Regions from separate parts of the Homo sapiens genome. Here region 2 is linked to region 1. Evidence: read pairs that join two places in POLR2A ChIA-PET (ENCODE). Cell type or tissue: Panc1. All regions are shown on one strand. Each heading gives the region's core, and the rest is flanking DNA. Links, peaks and the distances in the headings are about the cores only. Region 1 overlaps CSNK1A1 (casein kinase 1 alpha 1). Region 2 overlaps AFAP1L1 (actin filament associated protein 1 like 1).

Region 1 (2,918 bases), core at 143-2,642:
CAATGAGAGCTGTGATCATGCCACTGCACTCCAGCCTGGGCAACAGATGAGACCCTGTGTCACAACAAGGAATTTTTAGAAGGTGCTTTTTATATTACTCTTCACAGAGTTAAATTTTCAGAGGATTTAGTATTATTGAACTAAGTTTCATAAGTGTATTTTAAGCAAGTAAATCTCTAATGTAGGAAAATCCCCAAAATGGTAGCATTTACTAATGTTTTATATGGTAATTTTTGAAAAATATATCTGATATTTCTTCAGTAAAAATGGTGTTGTTTTAATAACTTAATAAGAATGTTTAAAGATTCTTTAAGTCTGGCTTATCTAGCTAATGTGGGCCTATTAAATAATAGGCAGACTTCTGCCTTCCTTATATTCTTTAGATCTTTTCAAATACTCCATTCCAATATCCATCAAAAGACTTCTCTTTATGCCACTTATTATCTATACTAGTTTTTAATGTTCAATTACTACAAGATTATAATTACTGTTTTTATTCATGTTCCCAAGAAAAATACATAAGATTCACACCCAACACACTTCGAAATTTATTTCACTCCCTTTGACTATATGTGATTATCAAAAAAGTATTTTTCAAGATATTAAAAATAAGTAAAGGAAAATGAAATATTTTTAGGACATTCAAAATCTAATGAAGTTCAGTGTTTCTTTAATTGAGGGCAGGCAGAGGTGGGGGAGAATTTCAGAAGGTAGTGAACCCAAAGGTGGATTCTTGGATAATTCTACTATTCTGTACTCTCATCATCTTAACCCATCTGTTTACTACCCTAACCATAGTTACTAAGCAGAGTTTTATCATAATAATATAGACAGCTCTCAAAGTATTGACATTCAGAGGGGATTACAAATATTATTTTTCTATCATATTGACCTACCATGTCCACAGTCTTCCTTGAATTACCTTCCAGTTTTACTGGGCTGCATCTACCGTTTATGTCTAGTTTGACTTTTTCTGAGTTCACCAATTGCTGCTAGGAATGTGCTGGTCACTCAGCAGCACACCCACATCACAGGGGAAGATTTTGAAATACCTGGACAGTCTGAACACACTGCTCTGAATACACTCAATTCTAAGAAGTACCAGGGAACCGCATCTTCTTGCTGAAATCTTGAATTTTTGTCAGCTTTTTTTTTTACTGTGGACAGTAAAGCTGGAAAGATCTAAATAACCCAACAGGAAATGCGGATGAAAGTGCAAGAGTTGGTTTGTGGTCATCTGGAGTCCATGTCTCCAAGACTGCTGGACCTTCAAATTCTGCAACTTGTTAGATCATCTGGATGATAGCACAACTGTTAGAAGACCTAGAAGAATACAGCGTTGCTATGACTCAGTGGTGTTGAATGCAGACCATCTACCAGCTGGGGAAAGAATCAATTATAAACAGGTATTTTAAAACTCCAGAACGTCAGAAATGTGTAGCAGAATGAATTCTGTTATAAGGAAGACAAAACAATTCAGTCTGTTTTTTAATGCAGTTTAGGAATAGTGTATACCTCCTATACTTAAAATTGTCATTTATCTTTCCCAACTTTAAATACTCTTTTAGTTTCTATAGGGAAGGAAGAGTTATTACAGGTTTTTTTTTTTTAATTATTCTTTAACTTTAGATACTGCCAATCTGATTTAAAATTCTCCAAGCTTAATTCTGTGCAACAAACAGAACCACACAAGCAGCCAGGCACTGTGGCTCACTCCTATAATCCCAGCATTTTTGAGGCTAGATGGGAAGATCACTTGATCTCAGGATTTTGAGAACCATCCGGACAACATAGGGAGACCTCATCGCTATTTTAAATAATTTTAAAAAGAAAAGAAAAAAAAAGGCCGGGTGCGGTGGCTCGCTTCTGTAATCCCAGCACTTTGGGAGGCTGAGGCGGGCAGATCGTGAGGTCAGGAGATTGAGACCATCCTGGCTGACACAGTGAAACCCTGTCTTTACTAAAAATACAAAAAAGTAGCTGGGGCCGGGCGCGGTGGCTCATGCCTGTAATCCCAGCAGTTTGGGAGGCCGAGGCGGGCGGATCACAAGGTCAGGATATCCAGACCATCTTGGCTAACATGGTGAAACCCCGTCTGTACTAAAAATACAAAAAATTAGCCGGGCGTGGTGGCGGGCGCCTATAGTCCCAGCTACTTGGGAGGCTGAGGCAGGAGAATGGCGTGAACCCAGGAGGCGGAGCTTGCAGTGAGCCAAGATCGCGCCACTGCACTCCAGCCTGGGCGACAGAGCAAGACTCCATCTCAAAAAAAAAAAAAAAAAAAATTAGCTGGGCGTAGTGGCGGGTGCCTGTAGTCCCAGCTACTTGAGAGGCTGAGGCAGGAGAATGGCGTGAACCCAGGAGACGGAGCTTGTAGTGGGCGGAGATCGCGCCATTGTACTCCAGCCTGGGTGACAGAGCGAGACTCCGTCTCAAAAAAAAAAAAAAAAAAAGAAAAAAAGAAAAAAAACCCCACAACCATGTTATAGGAAAAGTTAGTATAAATGACATAGCATAATTAATATATTCAAAATAACTTTTAAAAAGTTGTCTTGTAGCTTGAAGGGATCCTAAATATCAAAAGCCCATCACAAACTTACAAGCCTTACTGCTACGTAAATATCCCTTTGAACTAGTTTCTGGTTCTATTTAAAAAGTCGAAAACTGTTGAAATTAATTTACGAATAAGAACAGATACACACTTTGTGGGGAGGCTGAGGTGGTAGGATCTCCTGAGCCCAGGAGTTTTAAGTCCAGCCTGGGCAACATAACAGCAAGACCCCATCTCAAAAAAAAAAAAGCATATCTTTTGTTTATTTTTTTAATAGACAAAGTCTCACTATGTTGCCCAGGTTTATTTGGAACTCCTGGCTTTAAGTGATCTTCCTGCCTCAGCCTCCCAAAGTGTTAGCATTATA
Region 2 (2,918 bases), core at 140-2,639, 160 kb after region 1:
CACAAGTGTGATCAGATGATCAGGTCTTGTCTCTTTACACTGCACCACCAATGCTTCAGCACTGCCTCCCTTTGCCTTAAGGACTGGGAGTGCGATGCTGTGAATGGGATGGAAGGGGTTATTCACATGTGCTTTCATTACTTCTTCCCTTCCTCAGAAGGGAAGGCAAAGACATCTATAAAACCTTTACAGCTGTGCAGACTTCTGTATCCCTCCATCCTCATTTCCACCCTTTGTAAAGTCATAAGGATGCTCTCCATTTCCCTCTTCCCTTCTACTTGTTCCCTCCCCATATCCCCTAAAATCATGCAGACAATAAAGGCTGGTATTTTGGGTGCCCTGGAGAACGAGGGCTACTTCCTAGTCTTCTCTTGGTGTCTCCTTGTGAAAAAAGCATTTCTTCCTCAGGTGGACAAGCTGGTATTTCCTTTGGAATGAAATCCTCATCCTCTTCCTAGGTCTTCTTCATTTCCCATTCCTGAAGCACAGAAAGAGAAGACAAATCAATTTGCTGAATGGTCTAGTGTGACATGGATAAAGAGATTTCACGGCACCTAGTTAGATGAAGATCTCCACTAGCCAGGTTGCGTTGGGTTCTAACCCCCTCTCTCTCTTTCTGTGGCCCTGAGTAAGTCACTTCTCCATGCTGGTATCTCTTGTCCCTTCATCCATTCTCAACATAGTTGCCTGAATGGTCTTTAAAAAATGTAATTTATATCCAAAACCCTTTGCTCAAAACCTTCCATCATGTCACAACAAGATCCATTATGTTAGAACAAGATCCATGGTTCCTCAGTGGCCTGAAAGGCTTTAGATGAAAGGCTGGTAAATGATAGTCTGTGGGCCAAGTCTGGCCTATTGTCCATTCTCATATAATCCATCAGCTCCTATTTCTAAATGTTTGGAAAAAAAAATCAAAAGAAGACGACTATCTCATGACACATGAAAATGATACGAAATTCAAATTTCAGTGCCTGTAAATAAGTTTTATTGGGCTAGGTGCCGTGGCTCATGCCTGTAATCCCAGCACTTTGGGAGGCCGAGGTGGGCGGATCACGAGGTCAGGAGTTCGAGACCAACCTGACCAACATGGTGAAACCCCCCGTCTCTACTAAAAATACAAAAAAATTAGCCGAGTGTGGTGTTGTGCACCTGTAATCCCAGCTACACAGGAGGCTAAGGCAGGAGAATTGCTTGAACCTGGGAGGTGGAGGTTGCAGTGGTTGCAGTGAGCCAAGATCATACCACTGCACTCCAGCCTGGGTGACAGAGCGAGACTCCGTCTCAAAAAAAAAAAAAAAAAAAAGCTTTATTGGGACACAGCCATTTTCATCATCATTTTCATATTGTCCATGGCTATTTTCATGCGACAATGGCAGAGTTGAGAGGCTGTGGAACAGATCATATGGTTCAGAAAGCCTAAACTATTTACTCTCTGGCCCTTTACAGAAAAAGTTTGCTGACTGCTGCTCTAGATGATCTGGCCCCTCACTGGTTACTTCTCTGATCTCATCTCCTAATGCTCACTCTTTGTTCCTTTCACTGGAATCACCTGGATCTTCTTGATGTTCCTCAAACATGCCAAGCTTTTTCCCACTTCAGGGACTTGACACTTGCTCTTCTCTCTGCCTGGTTCGTCCTTCCCTCAGCCCCCTGCATGGGTTTCTCCCTCACACTCCATTCAGGTCTCTGCCTATGTGTCACCTTCTTGAAAGGGTCTTTGCTATCACTGTGCTTAAGCCCCTTTGGGACGTTCATCTTCTCTGGCATCACATTCTTTATTTATGTGTGGTATTTAAAGTCTTGTCTTCCCAACTCTATGAGACCAGGGACTTTTTTGGGTTCCCTGTTATGTAACCAGAAACTAGAACAAGACTGGCATATGGTAGGTCTTCAACAAATATTTGTTTAATGACTAACTGTAGGAAAGAATAAAGACTCTTCCCTCTTAGGCTCTGAAATTCAATTCCAACCTGAGGATGCAGCTCCAGCCTAGACATAGAGCCATGCTTTTTTTGAGACAGGGTCTCACTTAGTGTCATCTAGGCTGGAGTGCAGTGGTGTGATCAGGGCTCACTGTAGCCTCACCCCTCCCACTGGGCTCAAGTGATCCTCCCACCTCAGCCTATGGAGTAGCTGGGACTATAGGCATGTGCCACCACACCCGGCTAATTTTTTTGTAGTTTTTGTAGACACAGGGTTTCGCCATGTTGCCCAGGCTGATCTCGAACTCCTGGGTTCAAGGATCCTCCCACCTCAGCCACCCAAAGTGCTAGGATTACAGGTGTGAGCCACTGTGCCTGGCCAAGCCATGCATTTTAAAAGTCCGTGCTGGTGTGATCCTAGACAAAATGTTGCCGATTCCCACAGCAGTGTTGATATGAAGCTAATAAACAGCTGTCCTTTAAATGTATTCTAATATGATATGCAATTTCAGCTCATAAATGATCAGGCACTGCCTGCCTCTTCCCCCTTCATGGTTTCCACGCTCGCTTTCCCTCTTTGCTCCAGCTGCTCTGGCCTCCATCTGGCCATCAGGCACGCTTGAGAGCTTTTGCACCTGCTGTCCCCTCTTGCTGGAAAGCTTCTGCTCTAGATCTTCTCATGTTCCTTTCCCATCATTTGGGTCACTGCTAGGAGAGGCCCTCTCTGACCACTGTGTATATTGCTCCAACCCTACTCCCAGTCTCTGTCCCTTTCTATATATATGTATATATATATGTATATATTTGTAGTTGTATCACTTTCTGGAATTATCTTCTTACATTAACAGGGCACTTATGTATTATCTGTCTCCTTTCACTGGCTTGGAAGTTCCTTGAAAACCAGGACCTCATCTGTCTTGTTCACTGGTTTATCTACCACTTAAACTTCAGTCTTCTCCGCTGTGAAATGGGGCTAAGAATGCCCACTTTACT

What was found. Peaks named below come from ENCODE experiments on the same cell type or tissue, not always from the same donor. Only the 100,000 strongest peaks of a DNase experiment are listed, where the experiment ranks them.
Region 2: POLR2A ChIA-PET joins it to region 1 with 5 read pairs; 4 of 35 experiments call an interaction of 5 or more read pairs at or near these places.

What each region holds. Positions count from the first base shown.
Region 1 is chr5:149,499,503-149,502,420 of GRCh38, reverse strand. The region is part of intron 9 of CSNK1A1 (casein kinase 1 alpha 1); the gene reads left to right. Among named protein-coding and RNA genes, the nearest start is that of CSNK1A1, 50 kb to the left of the region's middle. In Panc1, for the core only: no CTCF peak of the experiment used is centred there; no DNase peak of the experiment used is centred there; H3K27ac peaks cover 382 bases.
Region 2 is chr5:149,337,567-149,340,484 of GRCh38, reverse strand. AFAP1L1 (actin filament associated protein 1 like 1) reads right to left here. Exons shown (of 19, transcript NM_152406.4): 19 at 1-478. The coding sequence ends at 455. Among named protein-coding and RNA genes, the nearest start is that of GRPEL2, 6.5 kb to the left of the region's middle. In Panc1, for the core only: no CTCF peak of the experiment used is centred there; no DNase peak of the experiment used is centred there.